Linked DNA regions of Homo sapiens: all the other regions are linked to region 1. Evidence: chromatin loops called from intact Hi-C (ENCODE). Cell type or tissue: dorsolateral prefrontal cortex. All regions are shown on one strand.

Region 1 (5,000 bases):
AACTTCCTAACTGATGGTTCTGCTTTCTGTCTCTGTTCCTTCCTGTCATTTAACCCCAATAACCTATATTCCTAAAGCACTACTCTGAGAACAGCTTTCCCTTAAAATCTCCCTAAACAATGAAGCCAAAACTTCTTAGACACCAGATTTCCTTGAGAATAGGACCAGCCCTCCTTTCTAACCTTTTCAACCTACCCCTTTCCATTAACCCTCATGATATCCCAGTCATAAACTCATAAACTGCATACCCATTTTTTACTTTGTCATCACGAAACATTGTCAAGCTGAAAATCTTTTGTTTCCTACATTAAAAATTGGGATACCTAAAGTCATAGTTCCATAAGTACCTTGTGATGTACTAGGCATTGTAGTGAATGTTCTACATGTATTATCTTCACTTAATCTTCACAACATTTTGATGCGATAGGCATTGTTATTATCACTGGCCATTTAACACACAAGGGCATGGACACTTAGAGCAGTCAAGTCTGAATCCAATGCATACTTGGTTAAGTGTTACGCTGTACTCTTCCTTAATTACCCTGCCAGGACCAAGAGAATCCTTGCAGTCTAGACTAATGACTCACATAAAGTAGGCACTCATTATATAGTGAATAAATGGTTGAATGACTGAGGAAATGTGAAAAGACATCTTAAAATGCTTTAGAAATGGTAAATTACTATGCAAATATTATATGTCATCCACAAAATCACTATTATTAAGCTGCTTTTATGATGAAAGTTGATACCTTTTTTCATTTATTTCTATGCCTTGTATTAATATTTGCTAAGTGAAAACATTGATCTAGGTTTTTGTCAATTGTTTTTCCTCTAAAGCCAAGCAGAAACTTCATCTTCCATCATGTGAACACCTTGTCCAATTGGCAAATATTGACAGTAAGAAAACATCATGTTGAAATTAGCCTTCTATTCTTGTATATTATTGAAAAATCAGAAGTACAAGACCATAGGCTGTAGAGGAGCTGTGTGCACCCACCTGTGTGTGTGTGTGTGTGTGTGTGTGTGTACGTTTGCCCAACATTTTCAAACATTTAGTTTTACTACATTTACTCTTTCTGACCCGGTACAATCTCAAACTGCATACAAGCAGCAGATGTCAGTGTTGTGCAACTTTCAGGCTGACTGCTTGCAGAGGCAAGCTGTTCTTTGTCGCCTAGAGACAGAATCAACAGTCATTTGTACCCACAAACAAACACCCTTAGGTGCTAGGTAAATCGTAGAGGTCCCCCATAAAGAAACTGTAATTTGAGAAATTACACAGCAACTTATAAAGATGTAGTTGTGATTCAAAGGTTGCAATGGATGGGCACAGCATAAATAGTGGAACCTATCGTGTTTTGCTGGCCGAGAAGGAGATAGGGACACCCAGAAAGCACTGGTTTGGCTCCTTTGTCACAACTGCTGTGAGCCAAAGCAAAGGAAGGTCAGACTAAATCGGCCTCGTTTGATGAAAGAACAGTGTTTTCTATTTGCAACCCATGTGGTCAGATGGCCAAACTCCTAATATGTCCTCAAAGCCCAACATAATCTGGTTTCTGACTGCTTCTATAGCTTTCTTGGGAGCCACTCTTTCTCCTTTTTCTCTGCTGCAGCCACTGCATTCTTCCCAGCTCACAGGCTCTGCTTGTAATGCTCTTGCCACATGCCCCTGTCTCTCCTTTAGTGTCTACTCTTCAGATCTCAGCTCAAATGTCCCTTTATCCTGAAAGGTCAGGCTCCATACATCAGGTCTTTCTTTTATGGTCTCATAGTACCCTTTAATGCCCCTCCATAGACTTATCACAATTTTCAATTATATATGTGTCTGATTCTTTAATTAGTATCTGTGTACCCAGCTCCAATAAAAGTGCCAATTCCATAAAGGTAGATTATGTGGCTGTTTTGCCCATTACTGTTTCCCTAGTACCTAGCATGGTACACGGCATATGGAAGATTCTCAACATATAAATGTTAAATAAAAAAAATGTTAAGAGGATGAATGAATGGATAAATAAGTAAATTGGTGAATGAACAAATACGTGAATTGATTCCATCTACTCTTCCACTGAATAGACATCCATGTACCAGTGAGCGAATACAAGGTAGGCTGGCTTAAGAAGAGGAGAGTATCTCAAATACCTGGATATAGAGTGATCACTGTTGTTCCAGGATTCTGAGAATAACTCAGCAGGTTGAGAGACTGACCTGCACAAATGGATTCTGACTTGGGCCTACATTCTGGTGGCAGAGTTCGAGTTCTCCCCTGCAGCAATGAATTTCTGTCTAGCACTTCTGAATGCAACCATCACATACTGGTCTCCTATCAGTAAAGAAAGGGGATCAGGTTGCAAATATGTGAGGAATACAGGCCTTTCTTCAGAATCGTGTATTTGGGATGTATCATGTGACAGAGAAGAGCTTATAGACAAAGATAAAGAGAGATAAATGGGTTGATTTTTTTCTTCTAGGGTATACACCCAAAGGGGAGAATAATCTAGCTATTTTTCCTTCTTCCACAAGATGGGGCAATCGGAATGAATTTAACTACAAAGGCGGACTCACCAGTAAATGTCTTTTCCATGTTAAACAGCCCTATTCGGTCAGACCAGAAAAATGCAGCTGGTTTTGAACTTGTTTATGCAACTGTGTAGCATTTCCTGAAAATGGTAGACCTGGGGTAGACAACAGTTAGGCTGGAGGGGAAAGCCTAGGGCACTTGCCCACTCTATATTGGAGTCAAAGGGTGCTGCCCAGCTTCCAGAACCCCCAGCATTCCAGCCCCAGGGAGTTGCAAGGGTCTCTGGCTCAGAAACAGCTGCTGCAAAATTGAGCAAATTTACCATTCAGAAACATTTTCTTACATTAGAAGGAAATTCTAGATGAGATATAATGATGTCTACTTTGAAATAAATTATTGTAATATAATCAATCACAGTGTACAAATTCTAATTCTTAATATTAGTCTGCTGCTTACAGTCTGCAAGATGATTTCATTCAGTGGAATATTCCACAATGCATTAAATCAGGCCGCACATAAAATAATTATGACACTAGAGTTTTATTATTCTACCTATGACCTATGTGCACATAACCCTTCTTGCTTCTTCCTGGTTATAGGTCTATTACTAGATCATTATAAATTTTTCTTTGGAAAGAAATTAGTGGAAATGGGCTTGACAACAATTTCTAGATTAAATTAGCACTGTTCAGAAAGATAATTAATATTGGTATGGTACTTTTTTGATCATTGTCTCATTTGATTTTCCCGACAATCTGTAGGCTAAATATTACTTTCATCATCACTCTTTCACAAATATATGACATGGGATATTTACTTATTCAAGTGTCAATATGGGATATTTATTTACTTAAGTAGGCACAGCAGGTAAAACCTGGAGATAGCCATGAACATGGCCTTCAGGTTCCAGTTCTGACAGGTCATGGAAGAGAGTAGGGAAAAGAGAGAAATTAGAGAAGGGAACTAGCACATGCTTTTATGAGGGCTAAATACACATTGTATAAGGTAGGAAACCCAGCCAAAGTGGCTTAAACCTCAAAAATAATGGATTGGCTCCCATAATAGAAAAATCCAGAAGTTCTAGTTCCAAAAGATGTCATCATGGATCTAGTCCTTGAGGACAGCTAGTTTCACCTGATATTTTCAGTTCATCCAGGTTATTTCCTTGTGGTAACAAAATAATCTAAGCAGGTTCGTGTCTCATAGGGTCCCACTGAACCACATTGTTCTGGGGAAAAGAGTGTCTCTTCCTGAAGTTCTCTCACCTGTGACTCACCCTGTCATTGGCTCAAACGGGGTTAAAGGTCCATTCCTGAACCAATCTCAGCTGGGAAGATAGGCATGACTTATCGTCTTAACCCAATCAGAATTCCTACGCTGAAGCCAATTGCACTCAAACTTTCCTTGCTAACAGTGGGAGAGCTGTACATTATACAAAAAGAAAGCCAGGAGAAGGAGAAAATGGAGAAATCATAAAATATATCTACATTTTTTGGAGTTTAACAAATTAGAAAACATTGTCTCTTTTAATATATAAAAATTTATAAGAGTACTAGAACAATCCTGGTTGATACACAATTATTTTTTAAAAGCAATAAACCATTGTAAAATGTTCTGAAGAAGGCCTTAAGCATTAGCTTTAGAAAACTTAAAAACTAAATTTATAGATATTACACTAGCAACACCTGATGCCTAAAAAGCAGAGGATTGCTCAGTAACCCTGGAGAATTCAGACATTTAGAGCAGGCAAGTGTTAAGAGGTGGGAAAAAATACCAAAAACAAAAACATCCACTTAGGTTGAAAACTTGCTAGGTCCTTTATATAAACATCTTCAAGAAGTACTATCCAATGAAACCTCCAAGGGCACTCTGTCTCCTCAACCACTAATTTTTTCAAGCACCTCTGTCCTCATTACTACAAGCGTTTGGAGTGATAAGACCTCCCTATCTCACAGGGTTTTGTGACAAATAAAGGCAAGAATGTGCATAAAAGGCTTTGTTAATGTAAATGCTCACAAATGTAAGAATTATATTGATGAGAATTTTATGTATAGTTTTTAAGATGCTGTAGAAAAAAAAGACATACCTACCAAAAAACAGGTTCTACATTGACCTTAACAAAATAAATGGATGTCAGTTACATATAGCTCGCTTGCACCAACCTCCCATTTTCCCACTTCATCAATCTCAACTCTCTCAGATCTTCGCCTAATGCACTCCACATAGTACACTCTGAACTTTTTGCACAACCCAGATGGTATACATGGATCCATATGCCTGTTTTCAAGATTGGCTAATTGGCCTCATTTGCACAATAAACTATTAAGAACTCTCTAATAAAAGTCGACAATGTTGCCACACTTTGTTAAAGAGCTAAAGGTTCTGAAATGCAATGCCTATCATCACTTTATAAAAGAGCTGAATTTGAGAGAAAAAGCTCTTACAAACCCTTATTGAAGGAGAATTTTCCCAATGGACACAG
Region 2 (5,000 bases), 840 kb after region 1:
GTATCTAATTGCCCTCCCCTTGAGTATGGGCTGTGCTTAGTGACTCTCTTCTAACAAATAAAATGTGGCAAATGTGACCTAATTCTTCTACCTTCAAATCCCAACTTATATTTAAAACAAACAAACAAAAAACAGGCCAGGCATGGTGGCTCACACATGTAATCTCCGCACTTTAGGAGGCTAAGGCGGGAGGATTGCTTGTGACTAGGAGATTGAGAGCAGCCTGGGCAACATAGCAAGACCCCATCTCTACAAAAAAAATAAATAATTAGCTGGGTGTGGTAGTATGTGCCTATAGTCCCAACTACTTGGGAGGCTGAAGCAGGAGTATTGCTTGAGCCTGGGAAGTCGAGGTTGCAGTGAGCCCTGATTGTGCCACTGCACTCAGCCTGGGCAACAGAGTGACACCCTGTCTCAAAAACAGAAAAAAAAAAAAAAGAAAGAAAGAAAGAAAAAATATTGCAGATGTGACAATGTATAACAAGATCATAAACAACATCACAGCTTTCCCCTCATACGCTCTCTCTCAGGTTACCTGTTCCAAGTGAAGTTAGCTTCAGTATCATGAGAAACTCTGGAGAGACTTGAAGCCTGCTGCCAATAGCCATGTAGCATGCCATCTTGGAAGTGCATCCTCCAGCCCTAGTCAAGCCTAAACCCTGACCAACAGCCTGACAACCACCCCATGAGAAACCTTGAGCCAGAACCGCCCTTCTGTTCATCAGCAAACATTTACTAAACTCTGGCTACGTGCTAGACAGTGTTTCAGGTTCTAGGAACACAGCAGGGACACCTCAAAGAAGGTGCCTGCTTTCATGGCAATAGCATTTTAATAGAGTAAACTAATAAACAGATAAAAGCAAATGGAGTAATTTTGGAGAGTGATGGCATTGGAAAAGAAATTAAATAAGATAATAGGATAGAACCTACATGGAGAGGCCAGCAGAAGTCTTTCCAAGGGTTGACTCCCCTATTGAGATTTGAAAACATGTAAGACCTAGAAAAGAGCATTCTGGATAGAGGGAACAGCAAGGCAAGGGCAAAATCCGTGAGGCAGAAAAGAGCTTGGGAGTTAGCACTGTGGTGAGCAAGGAGACAGTGCTATGTCATAAGGTCCAAGAAGGTGTTAGGGGGGAACAGAACCTGCGAGCCTTCATACGCCAACAGAAAGAGTGACTCTAGTTCCAGGGGAAATGGGAAGTCCATGGAGGGTCTTAAGCAGAAAGGTGGCAGAACCCAGTGTGCATCTTTAAAAGGTCGCTGTGCTGCTGTGTAGAGGTGTGTTGTAGGGTGGGTGTATTAGTCTACTCTTGTATTGCTATAAAGAAATACCTGAGACTGGGTAATTTATAAAGAGAAGAGGTTTAACTGGCCCATGGTTCTGCAGGCTCCATAGGAACTCCTGCCTCTCTTGAAGGTCCTGGGTACATTTCCACCTGGAGCAGGGGCAAGGGCTACATGACCTCTGGAGGACACTAGGTTTCCAAAGCTCTTCTGAAAACAAAAAATTCTTGCATTTCCTTTAATATCCTCCCTCCCTCTGCTTCCTTTATATTATGTTGCTTTTGAAAATGTTTGCTCTCGGACACTTTGAAGCTCCCAATAATTGGTGCCTTGGGTTTGGTCTGCACAGGGTCTGAGTTCTGGGGCCAGCTGCGAATGGTCTGTCCCTCCTGGACCTGCCTTTTTGTCCTCAGTTGTGTCTTTGATACCCATTAACTTCCCCACACAACACAAGTAGCTACCAGGCCTCACCTCCAACATTGGAGATGACATCTTGACATGAGATTTGGTGGAGAGACAGAGCCAATCCATATCAGAGGGCAAGAGTGAAGCTCTGAGATTGGTTTCACTCAGTGGTTCACTCAGGAGGTCAAAAGCCACAGCTAGCCTAGGGTGGAAGTAAGGAAGATGGGGATAAGAAACAGATTTGAGCTAAGTTTTTAATGTAAAATGGATATGACTGCTGAGGGATTGGACTCTGGGGATGAAAGAGAAGGAGGAATCAAAGACGGTTCTGATGTGAGACAGAAGCAACAGGAAGGAGAGTGGAACTAGTGCCTGAGATGTTGAAGATTCAGGTAGATACAGGTTTGACTCCTACCTGTACAAATTGGGCCTCAGCTGGTTCCAGCACCATGGTCAATGAGGCCAGGCTTATTCATCCCCAAGGACCAAAGAAGGTCAATATGCCATATAATGCTTTATAATTTGCAAAAAGTGCTGAAAAATACGTTACTTATTTGAAACCCACAACACTCCTATGGGTTAATCAGGCTAATGTTTATGTTTCCATTTCACAGATAAGGAAAACTGAGGTTCAGAGAAGTTATGTGGCTTGTGTAACATCACCAGCTACAAAGAAGCCATACAGGGATTCTTAAAGAGGGAGCTGCATGTTGTCTCCTGCATGTTCAATGTCCTTTGATCCTGTGCACTAAATAGCAGTGGAGACCCCCTCTCACTCATCCATCCACCCAATCATTTTGACAACCAGATGCATTTCCAAACTCCTCTGGGGGCGGGAGTGGTGGGAGGGAGAAAGGACAATAACACACACACACACATACACACACACAGTTTGAAAGAAAAAATAACCTATCCATCTGCTCCCTCCCTGAATTAATTTGTTCATGGAGCACTTCCTCTTGGCCGGGCACTTGCTTGATGTTGAGGATACAAAGAAGAATCAAACCCAGTGTCTAACCTCAAGGACCTCCTAGTCAGGTAAGGAGCTTGCAATCCCTGCAATATCTGGAGAAAAAATTTACAAAGATTTCCCAGGCCTGCTCTCATGCAAAAAACCTACAATGTGTCACATGAATTCCTTCCCGCTGATGATAAACAAATATCAGAAATCTGAATACACAAACACACCATACAGAAGAGATTTCTGGAACCTCGGGCAAAATATTATAATATTTTCATGGGCTGCCCAAATTCTAAGCATTAGATTTGATGAACAGCTTTATTGAATTTTGTGGATAAATATTTAAAGCCTTCAAGGGCTTGTGTAAATCACACCTAGGCAGACGCACTTGCTCACAGCACCATCTGCTGGTAGCTGCTTGTGTTGTGCAGGGAAGTTAATGGGTATCCAGGACTCAACTGGGGACAAAAAAGTAGGTCCAGGAGACAGGCCATCTGCAGCTGGCCCTGAAACCCAGACCGTGTACAGACCAACCCCAAGGCACCAATTTCCAGAAGCTTCAAAGCATCCGAGAGCAAAAATTTTCAGAAGCAACACGAGATGACGGAAGCAGAAGGAAGAGAATATAAAGGATATGCAAGGATTTCTTGTTTTCAGAAGTTTGGAAACCTAGTGCCCTCCAGAGGTCATATAGCCCTTGCCCGTGCTCCAGGTGGAAATGTACCTAGGACCCTTAAAAGAGGCAGGAGTTTGCAATCCCCCAGGGTCCAACCTCCCAGGGTCTTTTGTTACATGGCTTATAATTCTTTCCTGACACTTATCATATAGAGAAATATTGCACAGCTCTTTTAAAATTATGTCCTAAAAGCACATTTAATGGCATGGTCAGATTGTATAGTGGGAAAAAAAATTACAAAACAGAGTGTGTGTGTGTGTGTGTGTGTGTGTGTGTGTGCATGTCTATGTAACCAAAAGGGTATGCACCAAAGTATTCACAATGGTCATCTGTAATAGAATAAGGATGACTTTTTTTCTTCTTTGTGTTTGTCTGTATTTTCCAAATTTTCTCTAATAATGCCAGGCACAGTGACTCATGCCTGTAATCCCAGCCCTTTAGGAGGCTGAGATGGGAGGATTGCTTGAGTCCAGGAGATCAAGACCAGCCTGGGAAATATAGCAAGACCCATCTCTACTAAAAATTCAAAAATTAGCTGGGCATGGTGGTAAATGCCTGTAGTTCCAGCTACTCAGGAGGCTGAAGTGGGAGGATCACTTGAGCACAGGATGTTGAAGATACAGTGAGCCATGATCTCACCACTGCACTCCAGCCTAGGGGACAGAAATGTCTTATAAAATAAAAGTAAATAGCAACTGGAAAAAAAAACCCTAATAAGCATGTATCAGTTTGCTGAGAAGAAAAAGAAATTTTAAGGAAAAAATACTACCCCAAGAATAAATTATTTCTTTTCTTTCTCCAGCTGTATTGCAAGTTTATTTCCTTTGGTTGTATACTTGGGGTAACTAGGGTGATATTAATAGCAATGACAATAATAATAATAATAATAATAATAATAATAATAATAATAATAATAATGATACATGAAAAGAGCAGGGTCTCTGGTGAGGGCTCCACCCTTGGTCCTGTGCCCACAGATCTGAGTGAAAATAGGCACTCCTGTTTTTGCACCCAAACATTGCATTTTCCAAGACCGCTGTGGTCCACCACACCCCCCATCCTGTACCCATATAAACCAGAGACCTTAGCGGGCACACACACAAGTGGCTGAACATCAAGACCAGCAGACTAGCAGACCAGAAGCAGTGGAATGATGCAGCAGAGGAAGAGAGAAGAGGAGGAACGTCTGGACACCGAGGGGAGTTCAGCTAGGGGAGGTTGGAGAAGAGTCCAGCTGCTGGGCGGCCCGATTCCAGGGGAAGACCACCTTCCCACTTCCATCCCCCATCCAGCTCCCTATCTGTCTCACTAAGAGCCACCTCCACCCTTCAATAACATCTTGGACTCATCCTTCAAGCTCATGTGTGATCTGATTCTTTTGGGATACTGGGCAAGAGCTCAGGATTCTTTCAGGATACAGAAGGCTGTCACACTGGCCCTCTGCCCTTGTGTAAGGCAGAAGGTCCATTGAGCTGATTAACACACAAGCCATCTGTAGACAGCAAATCTGAAAGAGCTTTGTAACACACACCCAGTTGGGCTTTGGGAGTCACAGACACCCACCCCTAGAAGCTGCCATGTGGCCAGAGCCCAATAGTGCTCACCTCGGCCTCTGCACTTGCCCATCTGCATGCTCCCCCTAGGGGTTTGAGCTGCTGCGGGGTGATCAGGCAG
Region 3 (5,000 bases), 120 kb after region 1:
ACACAGTGACAGTCTTAGATTGGGTCACCAGACCCAGGAGCAGCCATGGGTGTGTAGTCAAGGCAGCCTGGCGTTCTTCCTTCTTGGCCTGCTCTCTACTCCATGGTTTGCTGCTCTCTGTCCAGCCAGGCATCATATGAACTTCATGTTCCCCCCACGTTGATATGTTTGGGTTTCTTCTCCAGCTAGGTGCATACAGCAGACCCCTCACTGAGCTTCCATGGTGGCCTATGAGTGACTCTCTCCTATGCAGCATATCTGTTCCTCCATGGGTCTGGGCAGCTTTGCCTTAGCAAAATGGTTTCCTCCAGGAGAAGTGTTTAGCATAGAGAATATCCATGAGAGGCCTTGTGTGCAATTTAAATCTTACCTATGGTAGACATTCCTAACTGGCCCTCCATGGTGGCCATGACGATGACCATTTAACTTCCATTTCACCCTCCTTCTAGTGGCTACAGATGCTGTAAAGCTAAATGCTGTTTTTCTTAGACCCCCCCAAGTTTCAAGATATCATTTAGGTTTGGCCAATGGGATGCACAAGACCTAGAAGATGGCAGTGAGAGAGAAGCCATGCTTCCACTGCTTCTGCTGGCTAGAGTTGACACAACAATATTTGATTTTTCTATGTCGGGCTAGTAGAGTTCCACAGAAGGGACTTAGCATTGTGGGTATCATGAGGCAGGATGGAGGGTGCCATTTTGCTGGTATGGATTCAGCACATGTGTCATGGCTCTGGAACCAATGTTTCTGATGGTGGCTTCTTGATTCCTGGATCACACGAAGAGAGTATGAACAGAAGCCAGCACTTTGTAGGACAGTGTGTCAATTCTCCAGTTTCCTGGGTAGAAAGAGAGGCCATTCCCTATGTGAGCTAAGTCTGTTTACTCTTTTCAAAGTCATTCCTGGAGCCTGATCTCAGCCTTTCCAACCGTCTTCTAAGCATTGAATATCATGTGATTGATTACTCTCAGCTTAAAATAGAAATTTTTGTGTTCTAACACCAAGCCATGACTGAAAGAAGGCTTTTATGCCATCAGCTCTGATTTTCAGTGACTCTCCCACCTGCTCCATCTCAGTCCTCCTAAGCCCTTCTGGGTGGAATATACAACCCATGCTTATGCCAGTGAGAGGACTGAGTCCTCCTCACATGGTCTTTGCATCAGGAGTGAGCATGTGGCCCTAGCCACCCAAATCAGAGTGAATTTTAGGAATTTTTCTGAGAATGCTTGGCATAGAGTCTCCAACACTTTTCTGCCAGAATTGAAACTAGTAAGATGTGACTTTGGGAACCAGAAGCAGGCATTTTGCTTCTATGAGAAGAAACCTGTCTGCGAGTGAGTCCTCCAAAGATAAAACTAAGTCGAGAAATGCAGACTAAAAAAATCACATCAGTGGCAGCATGCGCTCTTATATCCAGCTGCACCAAATGTAAAATTTACCCTTAGATGATTAAGGTATGTAAGCCAAGAGGGTTTCATTTATTTTTTTTCCCCATAAGCTAGTTTGGGAGATATTATCCATTATTTACAATTAAAAAGTCCTGATTGCCATACTATCCAACATAGTAGTTTATTTTTGTGGGCTTGTCTCTGCTTCTAGAAACCAAAGATTGATGCAAATGTTTCCTGGGAAATAGTCAGTTACGTGCAATAGAATGTGCAGAACCTGTGGCGAGAGGCTACCACTTTACTTTTCTCTCTACCCTTGGTCTTCCCCAGGCCTGCTTCCTCCTAATGTCTGTGGACATCCATCCTGAAGCCGATTCTCCAGAAACCACTAGCCCAGAAGGCTCTTGTCTCTGTAATTCACTCCACAAGCTTTGGCTTCTGAGAAAAAGGAGTTTGTTTGTTTGTCACTTATTGTAATTGATTTGTTTCTTCCTAACAGTGTACTGATTTCCTTAGCTTCAGACAGCAAATCTGGAGCTGAGAGCTCCAGGAAGTCATTATTAGCTGCACATCACTTGCCATGCTGGAAGCATGGATTTAGATGGCCCTAGAAATGAAAAGCGTTTGGGAAGAGTGAGGACCAGAGCTAAGGTAGTTTTGTGTGGAGAAGAGAAGTTTGAAAAGGTCTCAAAAGGGTCGAGAAGGAATGTACAAAAACACACAGACCTCCCTATCCTTGCCGTAATTCTGGACACGGGGTTCCATTGAAAAAACCATAGCCACCCAAACTTGGCCACCATAGAGCTTTTGTAGTGACCACTGTCCCTGTGCATAGTTTGGGGTCCAAAGTGTCTCAGATATGAGATGATTCTTCCTTGGTAAGGGAATGAATGACAGCAAAATTTTGGAAACTAAAATGTTAGGCCTTGGTGTGGCCTTTTATCTCCCTTAGACATACAGGCAATCGGTTCCACCTGCCGGCTGCCCTCTGCTACCTGCTCTTCAAGGGCAGGATTCTAAGTGTCAGGTCTTAACTATTCCTGCATCAGACCTATCTATCTCTGTTTCTAATGATGATCATTGAGGAAACCAATGTGGTGTATACATGCACTTCCCCACAGAAACCTTTATCAACACATTTTATATGTGGTCTTTCTCCTTCACATGCCACACTCCAAAGATCACCTGAGAGCAGGTTTTCAGGCCATATGCAAGGGAAATATTGAAGAGATTTGCAGCAAGTTCTCAAACTTCATCACCACTCTTCCATTGGCTTATACCACAGAGATGAACGTAGTGCCTCCTCTAAGATAGTGAAATTAAAAGTAGCATTTCTGAAACAATATCCAATGCAGGCTTTTATATATCTAACACTTGACAATCACCCTAAACTTTGGCTTATAAAGTCCTCCCCTTTGACATCTCCAGGAGCTTAGAAAGTCTGCAGGGTAAATGGTTCTCTTAGCGCCATTGTGCAGGTGAGGAGATGTCCTGGCAAGGCAATGTCCAGTGACTTCTCAAGGTCAAATAGCTATTATGACGTGGAGTCAGGACTTGAATTCAAATTGCTCAATATTTAAGCCAATGAGCATTTCTTCTCTGCAGTTCAAGGAGATGTCTAATTCCCTACAGGATACATTGGCATCTGCAAATTGTCCACAGGGGATCCACATAACTTGAACTAATGGCCTTAGCCTATGACTTTCTTGTTTTGAAGTACTTAAAAAAACAGCAATTTAGCATGTCAGAGGCTGTCAGGAGATTCAGTATTTTCTCTTCTTCTTATCATCCTTCACCAAGAATTAGGAAGAAGCAAAGCAGAAAACAAACATCTCAAGCTTGAGATCACCCACCATAGCTTCCTCTTGAGCAGAAACAGTAAGATGCTCTTACAGCATCTCTGGAAAACATTAGTGACCATTCTTTGCTTTAGTGACATGATAATTAGAATGAAGTTATGGTGGAATCAGAAGACACTGGAATCTAGATGCCATCCTCCTGAATTTGCAATTAGGGACATTTGTGAACGGTGATACAAGCTACCAGAACTAACCGCAATAAGAAGTCTTGAAGGTAAAGACAGAAAGGCTGTGATGAACAAATAAGGCCAAACAGAAAGGTATGAACAACACTGTGTGATTTCATCAGTTATAATACCCTTACTTTCACTGTGGCTTGCACTACCCAGGGAAGACTTCAGATAAGCTGGATTTAGTTAAAATGCACAGGGACATCTGATCAATGTGCTAAATGAACAGGCTCTGACACCACTTTTACTTTCCCTCTTCACTTGCTTTCAATATTAAGATTGAGGCATTGCCTGTTAGGTATTCTTCCTGCAAGATGGAGCGGAATAGTACAAAATGCATTTGCAAGCAGGCCAAATCATGATTGACAAAACGAAATTTGTTAATACAATGGTTTGAGGCACTTGACAGAAATTTTTGTCAACAGTGTAGATTAAGGGATTCAAAAATATGAAATTTGCAGATGAAATGGCTTTGATGTTTCTCATGAAAAGCATTTTATTGACAGACTGGATCAGAGTGAAAAAATGTGCATCTTCTCAATGCATGCATTTTAAGTCTTTGATAAAACACGTATTAGTCCTGCTGTTTTTGCTCATTTGTCGTATATTCCATTGGCTTTGCCTTTAGCCACAAAAAGGGATCAGGTGTGAGTAGAAACAGAATGGAAAACCCCCTAAAGAAAGTGTCAGATTGGTCCCCATGAATTGTGGCCATGTCATTTTTTCAAGTGCTTATTGACTAGGTCCCATACACTCTTTTTGATCTTATTCTATTAATTCTTCAAAGAATGAGATTCTTTCTCATTTAGAAAGATCTTCTGGTATCAGTCAGGACATTTTGGTTACAAGTAGCAGAAACCAAAAAAAAGGATTATAAGCCACTGGTTCTCAAAGTGTGGTTCCCAGACCAGTAGCACCAGCATCTCCTGGAAAATCATTTGAAATGCAAGTTCACAGGCAGCTCCCTCGACCAACATGGAGGTGGGGCACAGCAATAGGTATTTTAACAAATCCTTCAAGTGATTCAGTGCACACAAAGGAGACAAAAGATTGGCTCACTTAACTGAAAAGTTCATGGCTAGATATATGAGGCTGCAAATATGACTGTATCCAGGAACTCAAACAGTGTCATTAGGACCATCACATCAAGTTTGTTTTTTTCTTCTAGTGTGGTCTCACTCTTAGATAACTTATCTCTTCGTGACGGAAAGATATCAACAGCTCCATGCTTATGTCCCATCTTTTTTATTTACACCATGATATGGTTTGAATCTGTGTCCCCACCAAATCTCATGTCGAATTGTAATCCCCAGTGTTGGAGGTAGAGCCTGGAGGGAGGTGATAAGATCATGGAGGTGTCTCTGATGAATGGCTTAGCACCATCCTTTTGGTATTGTTCTTATGATGGTGAATGAGTTCTCACAAGATCTGGTTATTTAAAAAGCATGTAGCACCTCCCCCATCAGTGTTTCTCTCACTCCTGCCCCCACCATGTGAGACGCCTGCTTCCCCTTCTCTTCCACCGTGATTGTAACTTTCCTGAGGCCTCACCACAAGCCAAGCAGATGCCAGCACCATACTTC

What was found. Peaks named below come from ENCODE experiments on the same cell type or tissue, not always from the same donor. Only the 100,000 strongest peaks of a DNase experiment are listed, where the experiment ranks them.
Region 2: a loop joins it to region 1, with 13 times the contacts of the local background. A loop is called at or near these places in 45 of 110 quality-filtered maps.
Region 3: it touches region 1 in a loop (3-fold over the local background); 14 of 110 quality-filtered maps call a loop at or near these places.

What each region holds. Positions count from the first base shown.
Region 1 is chr16:52,067,482-52,072,481 of GRCh38, forward strand. The region is part of intron 2 of LINC02911 (long intergenic non-protein coding RNA 2911); the gene reads right to left. Among named protein-coding and RNA genes, the nearest start is that of LINC02911, 7.5 kb to the right of the region's middle. In dorsolateral prefrontal cortex, CTCF peaks have their summits at 1,122 (motif pointing right), 2,507 (motif pointing right) and 2,710; a DNase peak (open chromatin) is centred at 1,140; H3K4me3 peaks cover 365 bases; H3K27ac peaks cover 1,867 bases.
Region 2 is chr16:52,909,702-52,914,701 of GRCh38, forward strand. No RefSeq gene overlaps it. Among named protein-coding and RNA genes, the nearest start is that of CHD9NB, 140 kb to the right of the region's middle. In dorsolateral prefrontal cortex, a CTCF peak has its summit at 3,053 (motif pointing left); a DNase peak (open chromatin) is centred at 3,070.
Region 3 is chr16:52,185,212-52,190,211 of GRCh38, forward strand. No RefSeq gene overlaps it. Among named protein-coding and RNA genes, the nearest start is that of CASC22, 71 kb to the right of the region's middle. In dorsolateral prefrontal cortex, no CTCF peak of the experiment used is centred here; no DNase peak of the experiment used is centred here.